Linked DNA regions of Mus musculus: region 1 is linked to region 2. The links are chromatin loops, found by intact Hi-C in ENCODE. Cell type or tissue: gastrocnemius. All regions are shown on one strand. Each heading gives the region's core, and the rest is flanking DNA. Links, peaks and the distances in the headings are about the cores only.

The links. Peaks named below come from ENCODE experiments on the same cell type or tissue, not always from the same donor. Only the 100,000 strongest peaks of a DNase experiment are listed, where the experiment ranks them.
Region 1: a loop joins it to region 2, with 2.7 times the contacts of the local background. A loop is called at or near these places in 4 of 42 quality-filtered maps.

What each region holds. Positions count from the first base shown.
Region 1 is chr15:27,352,677-27,365,640 of GRCm38, forward strand. No RefSeq gene overlaps it. Among named protein-coding and RNA genes, the nearest start is that of Gm36899, 100 kb to the right of the region's middle. In gastrocnemius, for the core only: no CTCF peak of the experiment used is centred there; DNase peaks (open chromatin) are centred at 5,964, 6,498 and 8,336.
Region 2 is chr15:27,448,240-27,461,203 of GRCm38, forward strand. Gm36899 (a long non-coding RNA gene) reads right to left here. Exons shown (of 4, transcript XR_001781615.1): 3 at 12,551-12,606; 4 at 11,849-11,951. Among named protein-coding and RNA genes, the nearest start is that of Gm36899, 8.1 kb to the right of the region's middle. In gastrocnemius, for the core only: no CTCF peak of the experiment used is centred there; no DNase peak of the experiment used is centred there.

The DNA of each region.
Region 1 (12,964 bases), core at 2,419-10,418, 96 kb before region 2:
CAGGGCAGAGGTGGAACTTGCTGGGCTAAGTCCTTGAATGTATGGAGTAACCCCAGCAGTGAACAGAATGTAGGAAAGTCTCCCTCTCTACCCTGTAAGGGCAGGTCAAGAAGTTATCTGTGGGCTGCACATATGTCTCATGTAGAGTGCTCACTTAGCACAAAGGAAGCCCTGGATTTGATCTCTAGGACTGCAAACGGGGGGCGGGGGGAGAAGCAAGAAGAGGGAGAGAAAGTAGGAACGAGACCATCTGAAAACCAAGACATGGCTTTCACTGGGAAGCAGCACACTCGTGGACTTCCCAGCCCCTAGAACTGTGGGGAGTAAGTGTCGTGCAAGCATTGAAGATAGCACGACACAAAATGACCAAAGGGCTAACACCAATGTCAGTCAGATGCTGAAAGAGCCCTAGCTCCTGAGAACTTTCCCTTAGTTCTGAAGCACTTGAGCTTCCCAGGTTATCAGTGTTTGGAAACCCAGCTGTTGGGATCTGCAGACCAAGACTGAGCAGAAGCAAAGGCAAGGTGTTCCACACCTCGGTGAATCCACCCAAGGGCAGAGCAGCCCAAGTCCAGAACAGATGCACACTGTCCCCCTTCCCCCGTGACTTACATACAAATGCATCCCCTAGGTGCCTCTTCTGATATCCTTCCCTCCAGTGGAGGATCAGCATTTAGGAAACACTTAATTAACTTCAAAGCCCCAGTGAGCTATGCATTTGAGAAAGATCACAAGGAATCCCAAGAGTTTTCAAAAATCATTTCAAACATAAATGGAAAATTAAGTTGATTTTTTTCAACTTCAGACCAAAAAAAAAAAAAAAGCATAAAAGTAATTTCAACTCTAATCATCTATTGATTTTGTTTTATTCTTTCTTCCAAAATTATATATAACAATAAAAAGGAAAGAGTGGAAGTTATCAAAATAGTCAGAAAGTGAAATTTAGCTCAATAAATTATAGTGAACGTCAGCATCATAACTAACAACTGTCACGAGCTTATTTTGTACCTAGAGCTACACTGTGCAGTTGCATTGTCTCAGTCTGTCTTCATGAGAACCGTAATTTCACATATGGAAGGCTCATGACCTAAAGATGTGAAGCAACCTCCCTGAGATCAAAACTCCAAGATTCCCAGTGGCCAGGCTGAATGCCTCCACCTTCATGATGTCAATGGAGGCCATATGGTGTCCTGATTTCCAGTCCTACTTAGAAGTGCAGGTAAGGTCTCCTCTTCCTCCTCAGCTATATCTGAAGCGTTTGAGGGATCAAATGTGTCACGATGTCTGTTTTTTTCCGTGTGACAGCAAGAATGAAACGGCCATCTCCTTCCCTGTCAGAATGACATCAACCAGGAACTGGAATCACAGTTGGATGCTACATGTGTGCTGAAAGCCAAACTCAGTTCCTCTACAAGAGGACTGGGTGCTTTTAACCGCCGACCCATCTCTATGCTGAGTCCCTTATGTTTTAAAAGTGTCTAGAAGATACCAGAAAGCCAATACCATGAGCTACAATCATTTAAAGGCCAGGAGAGTACTTTGGTAACATCGGTAAAGGGCAGTGAGAGAAGCCATCCACAATGAAAGATGAAATGAATACTATCATAGCTGTCTTCATGATGAATTAGACATGAGAAGGAAGGGATCTGGGAGAAAAAGAAGAATCACATAAAGATTATGAGTCTAGGGAAAACTGAGTACCATTCACCTGAGTAAGAAACTGAATAGATCCATTTAGAGTAGTGGTTCTCAACCTGTAGGTTATGACCCCTTTCACAGAGGACACCTAAAACAAAAGCAAAACAAACAAACAAACAACAAACAAAAAAAAACAACAAATAAAACCCCACCAAACCAGAGATTTACATTGTGATTTATGATAGTAGCAAAATTACAGTTATGAAGTAGCAATGAAACTAAGTTTTTAGTTGGGGATCATGACAACATGAACTGTGCTAAAGGGTTGCAGCATTAGGAAGAGAACTTTGCAGAGGTTTAGAGATAAGTCCAACTACGTGAGGCTAAAGATGGAGGCATCATGAAGCAGAGGAGAAGCTGGGATGGGCGGTTCAGCTTGTGTGGGTGGATGTGTCAGTGGGGTGGGGCAGTCCAGGAAGAGCAAAGTGAGAAGCAGAAGCAGGGTCAATTCCCTGAGAAGACATTCGTGGTGATTAGAAGAGGCTCCTAAAGAGGAGCTCAAAAGAGCCAACCAGCAAGGAATGGCGCGACTTAGGAGACAGTGCTGTCATGGAAACCAAAGGGAATAACAACGGATGTGGTCAGCTGACCCGACAGCTCAAGAAGACCAAACACGGAGCTCCTGTGGGAATTGACTCCTGGAAGTTGAAAGTAGGGGGACAGTGTACAGATAGGGATAGGTCAGGCAGTGGATGGAAGAATGAGTAAAGCCAGCGGATGTTTCCTTCAGAGCAGTGACTCTCACTCTGCATCCCAGACCATCAGAACCACCTGGGGGCTTGCTAGACGTGGAACGCAAAGTCTGGAGATGAGGCCCAGTAATTTGTGTTTTAGCAAGTTCTGCAGGCGGTACTGGGTCACCCTTAAGGCTGGGGCACAGATGTAGAATCTGTCACTCTGGGAAAGGACAGATGGAGAAGTCCTTGTCTTCCAAGTCATGTCGTTCAAAATAGGATAAACTCTTCGCATGCTGACATGGCACGAGGACCAGAAACATTTTAAAGGAGTCCACGTGTAAAGGAAAGAGGAGATCTGGTCATCAGGGCTGACTCTTGAGAGGATGAGCAGGTAGATGGTGGCATTTTGGGGACACAAAGCTGGAGGAACATCCCAGCATCATGCTCCAGTGTGGGGCATCCACGTGTCAGCAGTGGCAGGAAACCCATTCCAATGAGTCAGCTTCTCAGCTCCTTCAGGAGCCTCTGTATTTCCTTCTGCAGCGTCGTGACTAACACCTGCAGGCTTTAGGAAGATTTCAAAGTCTGTATGTCCTCTGAAGTCTACACGGCCCCTCTGCAACTTCGCACTCATTAGACCCAGCACCATGTCCCTTAGGATCCCATGCAGTAACACCTCTGGACCATTCCTGGGTATAACTCCTGCTCCCACAGTTGGGAACTGATCCCATGCTGGCTCCAATGTGCCCTACTGAGGCTGAGAACGGGATTCCTGAGCTAAGGAAATAAGAAGAATCCAGGGGCTTCCCTGGGAAACACAGGTAGAAGACATGTGATTTAAGCAAAAACAAGGTTCTGTCTTCTAGGATGATTCAAAATTTCAAATCCAGACTCAATTTTAATGAGGAAAAAAAGACTTGTCTAGTAGGAAAAAAAGAGTCTGTATGCTGTGATGGCTACTGCTTATGTTTATTTTGCTTTCCCCCCGGTTGAGCTGGTCTGCAAAGACCTGGCACACCCAGGCAAGAGACGGTTGCAAAACAAGTGTCTGTACAGGAGACCTACAGGGAGACCCAAAAACTTTTAACTTTCATTAACCCTGGTTTCGACTTTCTCTTAAAGACATGATGCTAAGTCTTTGTGGTCAAAGCCCTCAGATGACAGCCTTTAATAAAGAAGTCCAGACTCTGGAAACCCCAAGATAAACAAAACTACGGACCGAATCACTCCCTCCTTTGAAAGTTGCTTTTGAATACCCAATGGAGCACCATTAACATGGCAGGAAAAGCCAGCAATTAATTTCTTCTCTGAGGTCGCTTAGTGTATTGGCCAGAGCCAGCTGTGAACACAAATGAGTACCATCTCCTTACATTGCTCCAGAAGATCAGAGTCCTCTCTGCTAGACACTGCTGTTTACTACTGACTTCACTGGGGTATGAGGTCTGAGAATTGCATTCCCAGAACCATTCCTTCACTTCCCAACTGGACCCCACAATGACTTAGCCATGTCTGAGAATAAAAAGTCAACTTTGGGAACTACAGTTAAGTAATAAGTGGATAAATAAACCTAGACATTCCTGTGTCTACCTATGCCATGTGAGAGAGTACATAGGAGGAAGAGGGCTACACATACTGGCAGGCACAACATATCTACAGTATACCTGCAGTACATCTGCAGTAAACCTGCAGTACACCTGCAGTATACCTATAGTACACCTGTAGTGCACCTGCAGCACACCTGCAGTACATCTGAAGTACACCTGCAGCACACCTGCAGTACACCTGCAGTGCATCTGAAGTATGCCTGTAGTATACCTGCAGTACACCTGCAGTACACCTGCAGCACACCTGCAGTACATCTGAAGTACACCTGCAGTATACCTATAGTACACCTGTAGTGCACCTGCAGTACACCTGAAGCACACCTGCAGCACACCTGCAGCACACCTGCAATACACCTGCAGTACATCTGAAGTGTACCTGTAGTATACCTGCAGTATACCTGCAGGCAGCAGCATTCAGTGTATGAGAGCATCTTTCCTTGTAAACATTCATGATACTGCTACCTGCTGGCTTTATTTTCTACAAGTAATTAGTGGTTTTTCCCCCAAATATGAAAGTGTAGGGGTGGAGAGGCAGAGCACCAGGTGAGAGCACTTGTTGCTACAGCAGAAGATCTAGATTTATTCCCAGCCCTGACAAGTTAGCTCACAACTCTCTGTAACTTCAGTTCCAGGGGATCTAACACCTTCTTCTGTGGCCCATGGCAAGCACACAGTGTACATACAAATAGTTGGGTACAGTTGTGAGTGTTTGCTAGAAGAACTGACAAAATGAACACACACACATATAAAGGAGATTTATTAGAGTGGCTTACAGATTATGATTCAATTAGTCCAATAATGGCTGTCTGCCAACAGAAAGTCCAATAGTTTAGTAGTTGTTCTGTCCATGAGACTGACTGTCTTAGGTGGTCTTTAGTACGTGCCAGAGAAGTAGGCTCCAATCTCAAAGAGGTAGGCTCCAATGCCAGTGAGACAACAGACTTAGGAGTGACAGTGGGGCAAGCAGTCAAAGGCAAAGGCAAAGCCTTCCTTCTTTTCTGTTCCTTATATAGGCTGCCATCAGAAGGCGTGATCCAGATTAAAGGTGGATCTTCCTACTTCGAATGACTTAAGAAAATCCCTCATAGGCATATACTCAGCAACTTGAGTCTTAGTTAATTCCAGGTGTAATCAAGTTGACAACCGTAAATAACCATCACAGCAGGAAAAACATTAACGAACATAAAACAAAAATAATCTAAAGTTGTTAAGTGTCATAAAGACACGATTCGAATTTCAGATAGAGAAAAGGCAGACTAAGGTAGGGGCCAGACATGATGATACATGCTTTTAATCCCAGCGTTTGGGAGATGATATCAGACAGATCTTTGTGAGACATTCTGGTCTACATAGTGAGTTCTAGGCCAGCCAAGATGTATTGTGAGACCCTGTCTTAAAGGAAAATGTGTGTGTGTGTGTGTGTGTGTGTGTGTGTGTGTGTGTGTGTGTGTGTAATAGTATGGAATGTATGCAATGGGATTTGATCAAATAAAGTAGGAAGGGTAGGCAAGGACTAACTGTTTTGGATGAGATTGGAGAGCTGAGAATAGACTGGATAAGATTATATGATTAGAGAGGACACAATGGATCTGACTACCTTGCATCTCATTGCGCTGGAGAGGGTGGGTGGAATTAGAGATGAGAGCAATGGATTGCTGTGGGGACAGGGTGCAGTGGATTGGAATGGATTGGATTGTACTGGGCTGAACTGGATTAGGTTGGATTGGGTTAGAAGGACTAGCAGGATCTGATTTAAAAAAATATTTAAAGCAATCAAGAGTTGGTTGGTCATGCTTTTAAGTTCAGAGTCTATGTGCATACACAACTCCATGTGTGTTGGAATGTAAAATGGAACCTTTGTAGCCTAAAAGATGGATAACAGAAGAGAGACTGCTCCATCAGCATCCAGTGATTTCCAGTTTTTTCCACTCCTAGTAGAGAAGTGCTCCTGCTGCCTGCGCTTGCTGGCAGCTTTCCCTGAGCAGTGTTTGGAAGGCAGAGAGTCCACCCTCACAGCGGAGGGCCTTCACTGGCACTCTAAATCTCTGAGGCCTTGCTGGAGTACTGGAGCCAAACGTGAACTCGACCACGGAAGGCAGACAAATGGTAGGGCTCCTTTCTAAGTGTTTGCGGGAAGAATATGAACAAGTCAAAGTATATCCCACTCAGCCCCCACTGACAAACATCACAGCGCCCAATCAGAGCCCACCCAAGCATGAACTAAAGAGCCCAGAGTACATTCTTCTTCTTCAAATGATGTTTTAAGACATGAAATATTACCCTCTAAGAAAGCTGTTAAAGACATTTCAATTCAAACACTCCCGTTCATGGTTTTCCTCCTCTGTCAAGACAGAAAGGTGTGGCTAAAAATTCTGCCTTTCCATGCTGCAGGTTTTCCCACCACAAGCTGAAAGGCTGCTGTGGCTGACCAACAGGACCCATTCATCACTCTGGAGTGTCTTTCCTTGTGGTCCTGACTTGGTCAGCTCACTAGACGAAACATGTGACTACCTGGATCGCTGCTCAGGGACTCCCAAGTGTGAGCAGCAGGGGTCTGTGTCAGGCCAGGGTATCTCAAAGGTTTTTTGTTTGTTTGTTTGTTTGTTTTTTTAAATTCTGGTAGCACTCTCTCAACATAATTTCATAATGAGAATAAAGAGCAAAATGTTTCAACTGTTCTTATCCTGTATAGTAATCAAATTTGGAGGCTTAAAAAAAAAAAAGAAAGAAAAAGATTTTGCAAGGTCATTTCTCCAGAGTACTAATGTGTTCAGCACTGGTTGTCAGGTGGTTTCAAAACAGTGATTCACAGTGTAGCCCAAGCTGGCTTTGAGTTTCCCAGACTTGTGTTTCAGTCTCCCATAGACACATACTGCATGTCAGACCAAGAGCTTGCATTTGAAGAACATATCCTCCCCCACCTACCCCCACTACTGCATCCCTGACCCTATTTTTTCTCCAGTCCTTTATACCTCAATAGCAATCTGAGCTCAGGACACTAGACTCGAGTGTTAGAACTCCCTTATTTCTTATACACATGCACACACACACACACACACACACACACACACACACACACACACACATAGAATAAATAACCAGTCAAACTCCACCTGAACTCTTTTCCTTTACTTCTGTGGAGCCTTGTGCAGCCACACAAGAGAAGAGAGGCTCAAAATAGGTTTGGAAGAGGAGAATTTCTATAACCTCATTTCACAAACAACATTCAACAAGTAAATTGGATTATTGTACTCTTCCACATTGTGTTTTTGATAGATCAGTATTTAGTAGCCTAGCAATAGAATCTAAGCTTCAGTTCAAATTTATTTCCCTTCTTATCCAGTATATATTGTAGTCACTCTCATTGGGTTTATTTTGTATGTTCCAAGATAATATAGTTAATATTATTGCGTTGCTAAACAAGAAGAGGGGAAGGAAGGAAAGGAGGGAAAAAGAAAGGGGGGACTGAAAGATTGGAAGAGGGGAGGGGGAAATGACTGAACAAACAGAAGAAGGTATATAGAGTCACATTTAAGGATTCTAGCTGCAGAGAATATAAAGCAGCAATGAAAATCTCTGTAAAATAAATATTGGTTGGCCAAGAGAACTTTGCTCAATTTTATGGCTCTATTCCCCTTACATTCTCTGAGTAAATAATTCATGCTTGCAGAGCCTTCATTCATTTTAGTATCTATCAAATTATTCTTTAGAAATAAACCCAGCCTACACATTCCCAAAGCTACGCTGTACCTGCTTCCCAAAAGCAAAGGAAACGAGGTCAGGCAGGGTTTGACTGGTTCTTTTCTCTGTGTATTGTTTTTAAATAAGAAATATAGAAGCTCTACACTTGCATCTAATGTCCCGAGCTCAGATTGTTACTGAGTATGAAGGTCTGGAGAGAAGGTGGGGTGGGGGAGTGGGGGAAAGGTGGGGAGGACATGTCCTGGGCTTTTGTGCCACAAGGACTCTGAGATGAAGTGAGAAAAGCAGCAGCTGACAGGGCAGGGAGGCCAGGCCAGGCCGGGCCAGATCTTGCATCCTGAATCTGCTGAAGGGCATTGCTGGATGATGTTCTTCCAACCACACGAATGGTTTCCCTGACCAGTGATCACAGCTCGTCTTTAGGGTCAACGTGGCACGGCTCTGGTTCCATGAAATAAGCACAGCTCCAGAGGTGTTTTGGAGAGGTGCTTAGCACCAGCAGTCAGTGACCTTTAGAGCAAGGAAGTTATCATCTAGAATTGCTTCATCCAATCCACTGAAGGCCTTAGAGCAAAGTTGAAGCCTCCCCAGGGGATAGAGAAATCAAACTGGGGTCTCTGCTCTGGCCTGACACATTTCTGAAGAGTCTCCTTGGCACACATCCAGGGAGGACACATGGAGCAGCCGCAGTCCCTGTGGTCGTTTCTGATGATACACGATCTGCTGATCTTGGATGACATTAGTCTAAAGTCACCTGCATAAATAGAGTACCTCTTCATAGCCTAAATTTTAGTCCATTGCTTAAGTCCTGAAATAACGTCTTTTAACCCTTTAGAACATGGAGAAGCAGAGTTTTCACTTGACTTGTCCCCATACCCTTAAAGACCACATAGATGAAGGTCAGTACACATGTACTCTCTCTATTGCACAGGCCATTGGGCCCCGTTTGTATCCAGTCTACGAGATGTTTGAAATGAGCATTTGCACCATGGTTTTCCCTTGTTAAATACGTGGCTAGTCTTTCAAGGCAAAATGAGTGCATATGGATTACAGTCTGTGAAATATTGCCAAAACCATACTTGTCTAAAATAAGTCCACTTTTATAAAAATGTAAAGCTTGAAACTGGTTCATTCGTTTCAGTAGTCGCCTGAAGGGCTTCCCTCGCCTGCATCTAGGCAAGAGGTTTTACTCTTAGGTGTCACGTGCAGACTCACCGGTGAGTCTAAACTGTCCTTTCCTTACCATGAGAGGCTGAACTTTTCTTCCGGTTACATTCCTTTTTGGCCAACATGGGCCCTTATTACTGGATGGTTTTATCTTATCCCATCATATTTTGTCCCATTTAATAGAAGCTTGTCATGAAAAGAGACAGCAGTGACAGTTAAAGGAAGAGCAGTACCAATTAACGTATTTATAGAATGTCACACATAAATAGACAACAGATGGGGGAGAGTATTTATACACCACAGAGTACACCAAGCTCTAGCAGTAAGGGTTGCTTCAAAAGAGCTGAGCTCTTGACAAATGGAAAGGAAGAGAAGACCCCCACAGCTCACAGGCATACAGAATATAGTTATTATTACTATCAAATTTCCCCTGATCCACTCTTAGTGCCTAGAAGGTGGTAGTAGAGGGGAGATATTAATTGAAACATTTATTGTCTAACACCATAGTTATTTGTCTACACATGTGTACAGATTTCTGGTCTGTGTAGAAAAGGAGACTCAGAGAACCTGGTTCCTGATGGAGAAAAATAATAATAAAGCATCAATAGCCTGAGGCCCTAGACACTGTTGAGGCAAGGTCCTAGTAGGGATAATATGACTCTTTTCCCCCCTTTTTCCTGTCTTCCTATCATGACATGCCTCTCTCAGCAATCCATTCTTGCTCCTAAAGATGAATCCAATGTTATTCAACAAAGCCAGTGTCACGTTAGGATCTCAGAACTTTGAAATTTGTAAACCTTCTCAAGCTGTGCAGATTGGGTTTTTTTTTTGTTTTTTTTTTGTTTTTTTTTTTTTTTTTGCTTGTTTGTTTTTCTTTTTGAGAGAGAGAGAGGATTTCTGGCTCGGTGGCAGGCCTCTGGGGAAAGAACACAAGGTGTGTCACGGTTGGAGTCCCTTCTTAGAGTCCTGAACATTCAGCGGTCTCCACTGTGTTCTGTGTATCACTGTAGAGAGACAACAGGTGAGGGGGGAGTGAATTGCTCCCTCTCACGCTGTACGCTAAATCGGAAGAAAGAGTCTGTAGTTGGCAGGGGCTCCACAGGACAAAGCATCCTGTTCTTACTTCTCACGTGCAGACCCTTAACACTCATAAGGTTTGAGACTTAGATGCCTGAAGGCTTCCTATGTGCCAGAGAACACATGATGAAAACCGTTAATTCCAGGACTTTTTCTTCTGGCTATGATGGAATAGTCTTAAGATATATATATTTTTTAAAAACTAAGAACAGAAAGAAAAACTTTCAAAATTCACTATACTTACTGCATAGCTTTTTCTTAGATATGGATAAATGTGTACTCACAAAAGAAATTATTTCACTCAAGATTATCTTGGCAAAGCAGTGAGTTTGTTGAGGTTAGAGGATCCTGCATGACTCAAGGGTAGTAGTGTTGTGAAAAAGACCTATGTAGCATAGAGTTCACTTCCAAAGACTGCATGCCTGACACCCACTCCTCAACTAGAAGGCAGCACACTGGAGAGGGTCCAGGTCCTCTACTGCAGTAATGGTTTACTGCTTATAGGAGTGGTGGTGCTTTGAGTGAGAATGGTCTCCACGGGCGCATATATTTGATTCCTTGCTCGTGAGTACTTAGGAAGGAACGGGCGGCGGTGTAGCCTTGTTGGAGCAGATGTGTCACTGGGAATGGGTTTTGAGGTTTCCAAAGCCAATGCCAGACCCAGCCTTCCCTCCCCACAAGTCCCACTATCTCTACCTCCATCTTTAAGATAGATGCTAGCTACTCCGTGAGCACCATACCTGCTCACGTGCTATCATGGTCCCTACCATGATGGTCATGGATGAAGGCCCTGAACCTGTAAGCAAGCCCCCAATCCAATTTGTTCCTTTTTTTTTTTTTTTTTAAGATTTATTTATTATTATATGTAAGTACACTGTAGCTGTCTTCAGACACTCCAGAAGAGGGAGTCGGATCTCGTTACGGATGGTTGTGAGCCACCATGTGGTTGCTGGGATTTGAACTCTGGACCTTCGGAAGAGCAGTCGGGTGCTCTTACCCACTGAGCCATCTCACCAGCCCCTTGTTCCTTTTTTTAAGCTGCTTTGGTCATGGTGTCTCTTCACAACAATAGAAGTAACTAAGACACAATTGAGGGAGGGACATTGCGTTTTATACCTCTCTGACCACCCTGAGTCTTGTAAATTTCATAAGCTTCCTGAACCTAGGAAATTTCCTTGGCTTCCTCCAGGAGGGAATGTTTCAATTTGGAACAACTAGCTACTCAGCCAAAAGCAGGGACAAAGTGCCAAAGCCAAGCAGGTGGAATGTAAGCACCAGATCTGAGAAAGAAGAGAAATGTTCAACATGAGCCTAGCTTCACTTTCACCTTCTGGACAGGTGTGAATTTCTTAGTAGTGAGCTGGAGATTAAGAAGCTGGGTAGAAAATGTGAAGAGGCAGTTTATTCAGCAAAACGTCACATGATTTTATAGGGCTGGGAAGACAATATATTTATTCAAGTGGCCTTGAGAAAGCAAAGGGAAGAAGTAGATTAAGTCTGACTCTCAGTGGTGTTTTCCCCCGTGTGAATCACAGAAATGCAGCACAAAAGGCATTTAAGATTAATGAGTGGTGGAAATCTAAATGACTATTAATTATACAAAACAGAAATAGCACCTTGTTGATATCTAATATGTAGGTAATTCAACTGTGCATGAAAAATACCAACAGGAAAGAGGGTTATAGGGACCTAAACTGTGTTAAGGACTCAGCATTGTCTTACAGGATGTGTGGAACTCATTATATTAGGCTCGGTTGTTTGTTTGTTTTAATCTCCAGAAAACTATAAAATAGCATAAGAGCTTATAAGAAAGTCTCCATAAAAATAGTAGAAAAAAGATGTTATTTACAAGAGAAAAATATACACATAAGGATAATGAGATAAGTCCATGGAAATCATTAAGAGGAGATGACAAGACCAGACTGTCCCGATACAGGAACATAACAAGCCTACTGAAGAAAGGGTAATTAGATGCAAACATAGAAGACAAGCAATTTGATTAGATATCAGGGAGACGGGAGAGGAACATAGATACCAAAAGCAGAAGGTCCTCTTTCAATCAATTTAATGAGGTTTTGTTACAACTAGTCTACCAGATCCAGCGAGAACAAGGACCAAGGTCAAGGCTCAATCACAAAGACGATTCAGATTCAGAGCAGCCTGTTTAAACTTTTTCCAAGGAAGGTGCCTCTGTCAGTAACTAGATGACATCATCAGAGAATTCTCTCCAAACACTCAAAAATAAATGGGATCAGGGGCAAAGAGATACAGCTCAGCAGTTAAGAGCACTAGCTGCTCTTTCAGATGATCGGCGCAACCAATCACAACCATATGGAACTTCAGTTTCAGGGGTTCCTTCCTCTAGCCTCTTCAGACACCCGGTATACACATGATATAGATACTTACATGCAGACAAAACAGCTATATGCATAAAGTTATTTTTAATTTTAAAAAAAGAATAAAGTATACAAATGCTGCATAAACTTTTATATAGTCTAGAGAAAGAGGCTTTACTTCCTAATATATTTTATGAAACCAAAATAAATTTAATAGCAGAATCTAAAACAAATAAAAGGGAAAAATTACGTGAGCCCTTTCCTCATCAATATAAATGATGAAGCATAACATAAGAGCAGACCTTTGACCCATTGGATAAGCCTGGCCTGACCTCCAGGCTTTGATACTCCAAAGAGTAAACTTAGTCATCTAGAGGAGACGCCATGTTCTCCTGTGGAACCTAAGTCATTTCACAGAAGACCAATAGCCTGAAAGGTCACTTTGCAACTCCAATGAATCAAGACAACTTGTTTATAACTTGGTTTTCCTATGGGCTGAACACAGACTTTAAAACAAGACCAACGCTTGAACTCTAAGAACAACTGGACATCTTCTCACTGTGGCTGCTAAAGTTACTACTCTGGCTTCAATGTGCTCTTTCCATCTCTGAGATGGGATTGATTAAGATGTTCAATTATAGAAACATCCTCATTTCCTGAGAGTGTGATTGAAGGGAAACACAATTTCCTTTAATTCCCCTTG
Region 2 (12,964 bases), core at 3,215-11,214:
AGCTCCTTTCTCTGTGATAACTCCAGCTGTGTCAAGTTGACACAAAACTAGCCAGTACAATGGTGTAGATGAACCACATTTTCTATATCCATTCTTCAGTTGAGGAACATCTAGGTTGTTTTCAGTTTCTGGCTATTATGAGTAAAGCTGCTATGAGCATAGCTGAACAAATGGAATGGTGGAGCATCTTTTGGGTATATGCCCAGGAGTAGCTGGGTCTTGAGGTAAGACTAGTCCCAATTTTCTGAGAAACTGCCAAATGGATTTCCAGAGTGTTTGTACAAATTTGCACTCCCACCAGCAATGGAGGAGTGTTCCCCTTGCTCCACATCCTTGCCTGTGACTGGCTTCTTTATGTAGGTTCTGGGGGACCAAACTTGGGTCCGCATGTTTGTCCAACAGGCACTTAACTGATCCATCACCTTAGCTTTCCGAAACTTTCTAAATACTGAGATGATAACACAGTGCTCAAAAGTTTCTAATTCTGAGCTGAATGTGGTAACACTCCTCCAATCCCAGCATCTGTGAGGTAGAAGCAGGAGGACCAGGGGTTCATGGCCAACATTATCACATTAGTGAGTTAGCTTAAAGCTAGCCTGGGCTACACAAGGTCCAGTTTTTTGTTTTTGTTTTTTTAAAGTTTTAAACTGTGGGGTTAAGCATGGTGAATAAACCTAGAATCCCAGTATTTAAGAGACTGAGACAGAAGGATTACAAGTTTGAGGCCATCCTCAACTACACAGTAAGCCTTTGCCAGAGAGAGAGAGACAGAGAGACAGAGACAGACAGAGACGGACAGAGACAGAGAACTGGGGTGGGTCCTATAGGGTTAGGTGTGTAGCTCAATGATACCTCATGCTCTCTGGACTTGAGGCCCAGCACCAAAAAGCCATTTTGAGTTTAGGAGCATTTCAGTTTTGGTGGTCAGAAATGTGCAACCAGTAAAACCCTTGTAGTTGTCTCAAACCAAGAAAATACCAAATTAGGACCACTTCTCATCCCAAGCATTGGATCAGGAACGCTGAGCCTGTACACTTGTAAAGGAGAACATGTGCACAGACATGGATGTGGGCATCTGAGGAAGTCTAGCCAAAGCCCCAATTCCTTCCCATCACTTCCTGCTGGGATGCTGTATGGTGAAGTGGGCGGTAACACCCCAGGCTGCACGGATCAGAACCTCGGCACCCAGCAGGAAGTTTGATCATTACTTTCTATTTTATTATACTTACCTATACTGCTGGGTATCGCTGTGTCGTCATAGCTGTCCAATATATAGAACAAGCTGGCTTTGAACTCACAGAGATCCTCCTGCCTCTCTTCCCAAGTGCTGGGATTAAAGGCATGAGCTACCACATCCAGCTGTGGCCATTATTTTTTTTAAAAGGAATGCTTGCAGACAATGAACCTAGTGGTCTGGAGACAAGTTCTTCCTAGATTTGGGGTGCTTCCGAAGTCGCATCACAGTGTCCTTTCCAGAGAACAGGAGGGATGACTTAGCAGAGACCTAGCCAAAGGCATGTGAAGACAAGCAGAAGCTAGGCTATGCAGCCAACACCACCAGAAAGATCTCTAGCTGAGTCTAGTTGAAAGAGAAAGGGCACAGTCTTGGCTGAAGCCCTCAGAGAGTGTGTGGCCATCACTTTATTCTTCAGATCTCCCAGGCTGTGACAGAATAAATTCCATCTGGTTTAAGCCACTGAATTTTTGATTACTTGTTATGGGCCCCGATGAAATAAATTTAAACTGAAATGAACAGCCTTTCATGTTTTATGTATGACAAAAAGAAAAGGAAAAAAAAAACCTTTATGTCTTAGTTAGGGTTTTACTGCTGTGAACAGACACTATGACCAAGGCAAGTCTTGTAAGGACAACATTTAACTGGGGCTGGCTTACAGGTTCAGAGGTTCAGTCCATTATCATCAATGAAGGAACATGCCAGCATCCACAGACAGACATGGTGCAGGAAGAGCTGAGAGTTCTACATCTTCATCTGAAGCTTGCTAGCAGAATATTGGCTTCCAGGCAGCTAGGATGAGGGTCTTAAGACCACGCCCACAGCAACACACCTATTTCAACGGGGCCACACACACTTCAACAGGGCCACACCTCCTATTATTGCCTCTCCCTGGGCCAAGCATACAAAACCATCACACTTTATCTGTACTAACTTACTCTAAACCTACTTGACTTTGGTCTGAAAACTCCAGATTTAAAAATCTATGTTCGGAATATTGAGTAATTTTAAGAACACACAGCCTGAAAATAATATCTAGGTAGTAGGGAAGGTCCTTAGCTCCTTTGTTCTCAAGGAAGAAATGCCTCTCACTTCAAATAGTTTTCCCCAAGGACTTGATACCCTGCTGCAGAGCTTAGGGTTATTTATGTTAACCTGAGCGTATTCTGATTAGTGTTTTTTCAAAAAAAATGTGTAATAAACCTGAAAGAGAGAGAGAGGGAGAAGGAAATAAACACAAAGAGCTTAGATTTCACCCGCCATCTGCATGGCTGCCTGGAATCTGTGGAGCTGCTCAGATCTCACCCTGCAGTTTTTGGAATAAACACTTTTATTTTGAGCCGTTTCCCTCTCTCATGCTAAATAGGAAGCTTTTCAAGCAATCTTGAGCTAAAATGGAATCTAAGTGGTAGAAAAGCCACTGCTTAACACGATGTATCTCTCCTCCATCTCATTTTAAGTGACTCTCAGATCATTCTGCACCCATCTGATCCACCATCCTCCATATGGAGCTAGCTAGGCTCCTTTGTGGAAGCCCTGCCACAGTCTACACAGCCGTTGGAATAAGGGGCCCTGGACTCACAAACTGGGTGTAGGGATGTCAACGTGAGGGCAGTGGTCTAGGTCACACAGCAGGGAGCCCTGGAGTCCAGAGAACCTGAGTTTGAGTTCCTACCACATCACTTGACACTGGTCTTGGGTTGGTGGTGGCACGTAGTCCCTCAGTAGAGCATGTGCTTAGAAGTTGGAAAGCCTTGTTTTCAAGGAGCCAGAGAGATGGCTCAGTGGTTAAGAACACTCGCTACTCTCACAGAGAACCCAGGCTTGATTCCCAGATTCCAAACTGAGAAGTTCAGACCCACCTTCAAGGGATCTGATGACCTCATCTAGACTCCATTGGCACCTTCGTGCATGTACCATGTAATATGTATGTGGTATGTGGTATGGTCAAAGACAAGTAGGCACACACATATAAAAATAAACAGAAAAATTTAATATTTTATATTTAGAATTCTATGTTTGAGGCCAGGCATAGTGCCTTATATCTATAATCCCCAGCACTTCGGAAGCTGAGGCAGGAGGATTATCACTAATGCAAGACTGGCATATATAGTGAGTTCCAAGCCAGCATCAAGTCCCTGTCCCTAAAAACAAAGGAAAAAAACTGTGTTAGCGGGATGTGTGTCAAATGCTAGTAACCCTGGCAGAAGCAGAAGATCAAAAGTCAATGCCAACCTCTGCTATATAAGACCACATCTTAAAAAGACTAAAAAAAGAATCCTTTTAAATGATTATGGTAATTATGTGTTTTTATTGTATGTAACACAATGTTTTGACATATGGTTGTACTGTGGAATGTTACATCAGCTTATATAATGTGTGCAGTGGCTCACCTTTATCTTTTGTGGTGAGAACATTGCCTTATCGCTTTTGGAACATAAAGCATACTATTAACTGTAGTCACCATGTTGCATAATAGATTTGGGAGGTCTCTGGCTTTGAATTACTTACACTCAAGGTTTTGGGATAGATAGAGCCAAGCCATGCTTGGCTCTAAAACCTATGTTTGTAATTATCATCTATGCATGTCTAGGAAGCGTGTGTGAGGGGGTACCATGGTAACACGGTGGAGGTCAGAGGACTGACTGACTACCTTGGGAGTCAGTTCTGGCATTCTCTAGCTGCTGAGGGATCCTCAGGCTCACACAGCAAGTGATGGATGCTTTACCCGATTACTCAGCTAACCTGCTCCAGCTGCTTTTGAACACCTTCCTCTTTCTAGCTGAAATTTTATGTCCTTTGACACGGCAACACTCCTACCATTTTATTTCCTGATTCTATAATCAACATTTTTACACTTCACAGTCAAGTGGTGCCAGGAGGTGTTTTTCTGTGCCTGACTTATTTAATATAATGTATTCTGGGTTCGCCCATGTCCTTGTAAAAGGTTGAATCCTGTATCCCATTCCATATATACACATTCCCTTTAGCCAGTCATCAGTTGATGGATGGTGGATTCCTTCTGTATTACTGTTACTGTGACCAGAGCTGCAGAGAACACCAGAGTGCTGAGGTCTCTCCATCAGCAACTTCACACGCTCTGTACATTAGCCACTGCTAGCACGGAAGGTCATATGTTCTTAATTTTTGAGGACCTCCCCACACGATTCCCATCTGGGCAATTTCCTCAAGCTAAGACTCTCTGAGTCTTAGCTTCCTCATTTCTAAGACTTGAATTATCATCTTGCCAGCTGCATACAGTTTTGAAATCCACGGTGCGGTCAGTCCTCTGTCCTTGCTCCTTTGGCTCGCTAATGTTCTTAGCTACGTTCCCCGTTTGCTGTGGAAATAACCATCCCCTAAACCAGATACGGTAGTACACAGATGCAGCATTGGAGAGGCTGATGAAGGGGGATTGGGAGTTAGAGACCAGCCAAGGCTATAAGTAAAACTTTTCTCCCTCCCAGCTCCCCGAACTCCTAGGAGCACCTGCCTCCCTTCCCGTGTGCGTTTTGGGGAAGAGAGTTTGGTTCTTAGACCTTAAACCTACCTCTCTCTTATGACCTGACTCATTGCCTTCCTGCTGAAGGCTCCCAAATCAAAACTCAGCCCTCTTTCTCTCTCAGCTTCCAACCACTAGATCCACACACCGCTTTCCCTCACGTCCCCTCCTGGTGTCTAGCGAGCATCCTAAAGCTGACACAACCCCTCAAGTTCTTGGCCTCCATCTCTGGACCTGCTTGGCTGCTGCTTCTCTGCCACCCAGACTGAGAAATGACCCCCCCCCCTTAGTTTCAGCTGAAGCCAAACACTGAGTTACCACCTGCGCTTCCTCCCTCGCTCTTAGGACACACAAATCTCTTATCATGCCTGGGAGCATCCCAAGGCCACCGCTTTGGGCTAGGGATGTAGGTCAGTTGGTACAATGCTTGCTTAGCACACAAGATGGCCCAAGTCTCATCCCTAGCACTGTAAAAATCAGGTGTGGGGTATATGCGTGTAATCCAAGCACTAGGAGGTAGAACAGAAGAATCAGGAGTCTAATGTCTTCATCTGCAGAGCTACATGAGACCCTGCCTCAAAAAATAACTTCAAAAGTTCCCTGTGGTTTTTATATACAGGAAAAATGTGAATTTAATATTTCCCAGATGCTGAAATGCAGCTTCTCTTCTTTGGTGGGTGGGAGCCATAGTGAGGATAGAAAGTAGAAGCTGATCTATAGGAGGTAAGTACTGTGAGTACTCCCCAATGAAGCTACAGCCCCTACCCCTCTCCTTTTTTTAAAATTAGGTATTTGTTTCATTTACATTTCCAATGCTATCCCAAAAGTCCCCCACCCGCTTCCCCACCCACTCCCCTACCCACCCACTCCCACTTCTTGGCCCTGGCTTTCCCCTGTACTGGGGCATATAAAGTTCGCATGTCAAATGGGCCTCTCTTTCCAGTGATGGCCAACTAGGCCATCTTTTGATACATATGCAGCTAGAGTCAAGAGCTCTGGGGTACTGGTTAGTTCATATTGTTGTTCCACCTATAGGGTTGCAGATCCCTTTAGCTCCTTGGTTACTTTCTCTAGCGCCTCCATTGGGGGCAACGTGATCCATCCAATAGCTGACTGTGAGCATCCACTTCTGTGTTTGCTAGGCCCCGGCATAGTCTCACAAGAGACAGCTATATCAAGGTCTTTTCAGCAAAATCTTGTTGGTGTATGCAATGGTGTCAGCGTTTGGAGGCTGATTATGGGATGGATCCCCAGGTATGGCAGTCTCTAGATGGTCCATCCTTTTGTCACAGCTCCAAACTTTGTCTCTGTAACTCCTTCCATGGGTGTTTTGTTCCCAATTCTAAGAAGAGGCAAAGTGTCCACACTTTGATCTTCATTCTTCTTGAGTTTCATGTGTTTAGCAAATTGTATCTTATATCTTGGTAACACCCATTCATGATAAAAGTCTTGGAAAGATCAGGAATTCAAGGCCCATACCTAAACATGATAAAAGCAATCTACAGCAAACCAGTAGCCAACATCAAAGTAAATGGTGAGAAGCTGAAGCAATCCCACTAAATTCAGGGACTAGACAAGGCTGCCCACTTTCTCCCTACCTATTCAACATTGTACTTGAAGTCCTAGCCAGAGCAATTCGACAACAAAAGGAGATCAAGGAGATACAAATTGGAAAGGAAGAAGTCAAAATGTCACTTTTTGCAGATGATATGATAGTATATATAAGTGACCCTAAAAATTTCACCAGAGAACTCCTAAGCCTGATAAACAGCTTCAGTGAAGTAGCTGGATGTAAAATTAACTCAAACAAGTCAATGGCCTTTCTGTACACAAAGGATAAACAGGCTGAGAAAGAAATTAGGGAAACAACACCCTTCTCAATAGTCACAAATAATATAAAATATCTTGGAGTGACTCTAACTAAGGAAGTGAAAGATCTATATGATAAGAACTTCAAGTCTCTGAAGAAAGAAATTAAAGAAGATCTCAGAAGATGGAAAGATCTCCCATGCTCATAGATTGGCAGGATCAATATAGTAAAAATAGCTATCTTGCCAAAAGCAATCTACAGATTCAATGCAATCCCCATCAAAATTCCAACTCAGTTCTTCAACGAACTAGAAATGGCAATCTGCAAATTCATCTGGAATAACAAAAAACCTAGGATAGCAAAAACTCTTCTCAATCATAAAAGAACCTCTGATGGAATCACCATGCCTGACCTAAAGCTGTACTACAGAGCAATTGTGATTAAAAAAAAAAAAAAAACCTGCATGGTACTGGTATAGCGATAGACAAGTAGACCAATGGAATAGAATTGAAGACCCAGAAATGAACCCACACACCTATGGTCACTTTATTTTTGACAAGGGAGCAAAAACCATCCAGTGGAAAAAAGACAGTATTTTCAACAAATGGTGCTGGCACAACTGGCTGTTATCATGTAGAAGAATGTGAATTGATCCATTCCTATCTCCTTGTACTAAGGTCAAATCTAAGTGGATTAAGGAACTCCACATAAAACCAGAGACACTGAAACTTATAGAGGAGAAAATAGGGAAAAGCCTGGAAGATAAGGGTACAGGGGGAAAATTCCTGAATAGAACAGCAATGGCTTGTGCTGTAAGATCGGGAATCAACAAATGGGACCTCATAAAATTGCAAAGCTTCTGCCAGGCAAAAGACACCATCAATAAGACAAAAAGGTCACCAAGAGATTGGGAAAGGATCTTTACCTATCCTAAATCAGATAGGGGACTAATATCCAATATATATAAAGAACTCAAGAAGGTGGACTCCAGAAAATCAAATAACCCCATTTAAAAATAGGGCTCAGAGCTAAACAAAGAATTCTCACCTGAGGAATACTGAATGGCTGAGAAGCACCTGAAAAAATGTTCAGCATCCTTAATCATCAGGGAAATGCAAATCAAAACAACCCTGAGATTCCACCTCACACCAGTCAGAATAGCTAAGTTCAAAAATTCAGGTGACAGCAGATGCTGGCGAGGATGTGGAGAAAGAGGAACACTCCTCCACTGCTGGTGGGATTGCAAGCTTGTACAACCACTCTGGAAATCAGTCTGGCGGTTCCTCAGAAAATTGGACATAGTACTACTGGAGGATCCTGCAATACCTCTCCTGGGCATATATCCAGAAGATGTTCCAACTGGTAAGAAGGACACATGCTCCACTATGTTCATAGCAGCCTTGTTTATAATAGCCAGAAGCTGGAAAGAACCCAGATGCCCCTCAACAGAGGAATGGATACAGAAAATGTGGTACATTTACACAATGGAGTACTACTCAGTTATTAAAAAGAATGAATTTATGAAATTCCTAGGCAAATGGATGGACCCGGAGGGCATCATCCTAAGTGAGGTAACCCAATCACAAAAGAACTCACACAATATGTACTCACTGATAAGTGGATATTAGCCCCCTCTCCTTTTAAGGCAGGGCTTTGCTATTTAGCCTTGGCTGACCTTGAACTCCCAAGGAAGCCCAGGCTGACTTGGATCTCGTGAGTTTCCTGTCTCAGCTGACCTTACAGCCATGCACAGTCATTCTTGATCTGAATCTGAATGGTTTCCTTTTTTTCCCCCATTGCTATTTTTTTTTTAGAACACAGATTCAGTCATACTTTTAAAGATTATTATATTGGGGCTGGAGAGATGGCTCAGCAGTTAAGAGCACTGGCTGCTTTTTCAGAGGCCCTGCATTTAAGTCCCAGCAACCACATGATGGCTCACAACCATCTATAGTGTGATCTGATATTCTCTTCTGGTGTGAACATGAATATGCTGAGAGTACTCTTATACATAAAATAAATAAAATTTTAAAAGATTATATTGATTGAAGTTTATATAAGCTTTAGTGTGTAAAGTTTTGTGGGAGAAAGTTGGGTAAAGGCAACAGAAGCTGGACTAGAACTCAGTTTACCCTTTTTCCCCCACATGATCTGAATGAGAACATCAGGACAGCCCATCTTCAGCACATCTGGCAAACACACATTAAAGTCCTTAGCAAAGTCCTTGCCAGCCACAGAGTGAGAGCAAGATGCCCTTCGTTACCTCCTGGCTGGGGCTGTCAGCAGTCAGTCCTCTGGAAATGTAGGTGACCAAACACTGCAGATAAGGGCTGGCTGGCTGTCAACAAGTTCACAGCTACCTGTTGTGTGCAAGCAGCTCTGAAACCAGGGCTGACCAGTTAGATGAGTGTCAAGTTCAAAGCCAGTGCCTACCTGTGGCCCCAGTGCCGGGGAAAGATCTGGAAAGTTCCTACAGCAGGGGCCAAAGGGACTGGTACTAACTCAGAGTTAGTTGCAGCTCCATCTGCTCAAAGGGCAAAACACTTTTTGGAGACAAATTGGCAGAGTCCTTAGACAGTAGGAGACCAAACTACTGACTCAGGGAAACCAGACCCTCTCTGGAGGGGTTGAGTCTTTAGAAGGATGACTGGAACATTCTTGGGTGGGGCATTTCACTGAAAAGCAAACAGCTTAGCACTTCATCTCCATCCAAAACAAGTCTCCCTTCGGGCAGCCTAGCCGTAGCAGCCACCTTGGGTCTGACCACACCTGAAGGCTCTTTTCAGGGCTTTAAGGTGGGCATATGAGCTCATCCTTGTTTTCCCCAATTCCTAGCCTACCCCAACCCCGGTCCCATATTCACCCAAGGCCCTTATGCTGCCTCTACCTCAGTCTACTCAGGAGCTGCCTTCCTGAGCCAACTCTACCTCAGGTCCTGTCTAGTGGTGATCCCAGCCTGCATCCTGCAAGGATGCATAGAGTCAACTCCCAAGGAGCCAGGGAGACTAGCAGTGTTGAGAATTGGCTTTAGGATCAGAGACTACAATCTTATTTCTACCATTTGCAGTTGTGTGGATGAGCAGGGTGACCCACTGAGTAACTCTGGATGCTCTCCTGGGTTTCTATGTCCTAGCAAAAGATAGTAGGATCCAAGAACTTCACCTTAGCAGACCACTCCATTCTCTCCTATACAACTACCAGAGAAAGAGTCTTCTGAATTAGCCAAAGTCTCCTGGGAACAGACAGTTGACCTTCCCAACCCGCTTCTGGGCAGCTGGCACCAGGCTTAGAGAACCAGACAACTGAACCTAGGGTGTTTACTTCTCTGGGCAAAGGCACTCCTCTTCCACAGAATGAGTGATCCTAGATGGGGTCCATCTCCTAGGACTGAAAACCATGGTTAGTGCAGCTTAAGACCAACCAAGCACATATAGAAAGAGAACCAGGCACATGTGTACACACACAAGACTTTGAGCACTAACAGGAGAACAAAATGCAAAGCATCTCATTGATATTTGCATACTTAGTAGCTGTTATAATAAGATCTTGAGATCCTTGGCTCAGGAAAATACATTAAAATTAATTCCACTACCATTTCAGTGAAGTGATTTTTATAATCATCTAATTATATGTTCCAAATAGATCTATTTGCTAATTCCTACAACCAAAGAATATCAGTTCTTCGGATCAAAGAGTTAACGTTTCTTTATAAGGAAAAGGTCAAGATTGTATTTGCATCGTGGTGTTAGGATGTAAGTGCATCCCAGTGTTAGGATCTGGATTTTGCTAAGAGGCTGGATGTGACCTTGGGCTGCCTTCCATTTGCAGAGTGTGGAGTGTGCAGTCGTAAGTAGGAAAGCTGGGGCTTCTTAGGTAGAATATCTTTGAAAATCTACCTATGATACAATGTGTGTAGATAGTGCTACAAAGCCTAAGAGGAAGGCGCCATGGATAACCCACGGGCTGAGAGGTACACACAGCTATCCTCCCATGAGTACCCAGAGTGACAGTGGACAACATGACCTAGAGGCCCCTTTGTTCAAACGTAGACTTAGTAGCGAAAGAGGCCTAAGGACACTATGAGGCAGGCATTGTCTCTGTGTGCCCACGATCTGGACCAGGTATGTAGAAGATAGCAGGATGGAGTGAGAAAAGAAGAGGAGGAGGAGGAGGAGGAGGCGGCAGAGGAAGGGAAGGAGGCAAGGAGAGGGGAGGAGGGGGATGAATAGAGATTAATGATGCAGAGAGAGTCCTAGCCATATTATGTTACCTGGCTCTGGTCCCTTCCCTTCTGAAGGTCACTTTGTTTTTGATGGGTTCCACAGGTCATGCTTATATATTGATAATCAACCTCTCTTCTTACTTTAGATAGGCTGTAAGTCTGTTTTCTATTTCTATAATGACATGCTTGAGGCTAGGTGTCCTATAAAGAAAAGAGGTTGATTTTTGGTTCATAGTTCTGGTCTAAGATTAAAGACCTACATCTGGTTAAGGTCTTATGATAACAGGGTCCCAAGATGGCCACGGGGCACATCATTGCAAAAGGGAGGGAGCACACAAGGGTTCCATGGAGGCTCAAACTAATGATCTTATACTATGCCCAGCATACAGTAGACACACAAAAGATGCTGCTACATGACCTACAACAAGGTTAACTGATCCACAAGGAGTGATGCCATTAGCACCTTTACCATCTATTTAGACACCAACAAAATAATGTAATTAGTAGGGAGATGATGCATTGAAATCAGAAATAATTTCAAGTGTGAAAAATCTCTCTGGTGGAGTTTAGGGATATAGGGGTGAACTGTGTGGTATGTAAGTGAAATAGTCTGCTAACATCACTCATCTAATGAACTGGTGTTATTCTCTCTCTCTCTCTCTCTCTCTCTCTCTCTCTCTCTCTCTCTCAAGACAGGTTTCTCTGTATAGCCCTGTGTTGCAGCCGACCAGCAGCTCGCAACGAACGGTTCAACTGAGATGGCAACTCAGGCTGCAAGAGATGAACTAGACGGGCGGAAGAAAGAACGGAGCCAAGTCAAAGTCACTCTGATCAAAGCTCAATTTTACTGTTGCGACACTCAGTTATGAAGGAAGGGGGAGGGGACCCGATTCCCGCCAAATAATCTCGGAATCCAGTAGCAGGGTGAGCACGATGTGGCTCCAAACAGCAAAGCTGCAAGGTCCAGCAGTGGGCGTGGCAGAACGAATGAGCAGGAAGCTCCACCCCTGAGCAAGCAGGTTTCAGGCTGGGGGAGGGGGGACTACAGCCCTGGCTGTCCTGGAACTCACTTTGTAGACCAGGCTGGCCTCGAACTCAGAAATCCGCTTGCCTCTGCCTCCGGAGTGCTGGGATTAAAGGCCACCACGCCTGGCCTAGTGCTATTCTCATAGAATTGGTAGTTCTAAAGAGAAAAAAGTAGATCAGGTTGAAATGCAGTGTCGGGCCAAAGAGCCCTTGTTTGTCTTCTTCTTTCTTAAGAATAAAGTCTTGGAAACAGGGGAGTCTTTCTATGTGTTATCGCAAGACTATAGAAGCCTGATTAGCACTAAGCACATGATAGAAAAGTCAACCCTTTGTTACACCAGAGATTAAGCATACAATAATTTAAGGAAGAGCCAATTCAAACACAAATGTGTTCATTTCTATTATTATTTTTAGGGCATGGGAAAGAAGTGGGAGATGCTTGAAGAATTACTGCAATTAAGTCCCACATCAGGGAATGGGATATTTTATGCAGAATTATGTACTAGAAACAGGGACTAAAGCAGCTCTCTTTATCAAATACAAAACAGAAAACGTGATTGAACTGAGTTACACAAGAAATCTGTGTAAAAGTCACGTTGCTATCAAAGAACTTAAAAAACAATAAACCCTGGATAGACAGCAAGATTTCAAACACAAACATCATTAGATATCTTATCCATTTTAAATCATGTGGTCAGTGAAATGCTGAAGGCAATTAAAGAGAGGAAAATGAATAAGAAGCAACCGCACATCTACCTCAGTGGCACATCTCTGTCCAGTTCAGTTCATAAAGAATGACCCAGAGCTGGGGTCTGTGGAACCAGAAGGAATCCCATAAGCCCCTGCTTTACGTTTCTCCAGATGAGCAGATCGGCAACTGATCAGCTAACTGTACCTCACTTCCAACATTCTCAACGTCATTGTGTTGGTGGTGACTGATGTCTTTGAGGAACAACAATAGACTCTACCCCAAAACTGACTTTTATCTTCATACCATTGTTAAGGGCAGGAGTGAGTTAATAGTTACAAATACACAAAGCCAACTGGTTGCATAATTAACCTAGCAAGAGTCTCTCCAAATGTTTTGCTATTTAACAATTATAGAGAAATTTTTAAAAAATCCCCAAAGCCATTTAAGTATACAACTGAGCTTCGATTGGAGTTACCCTA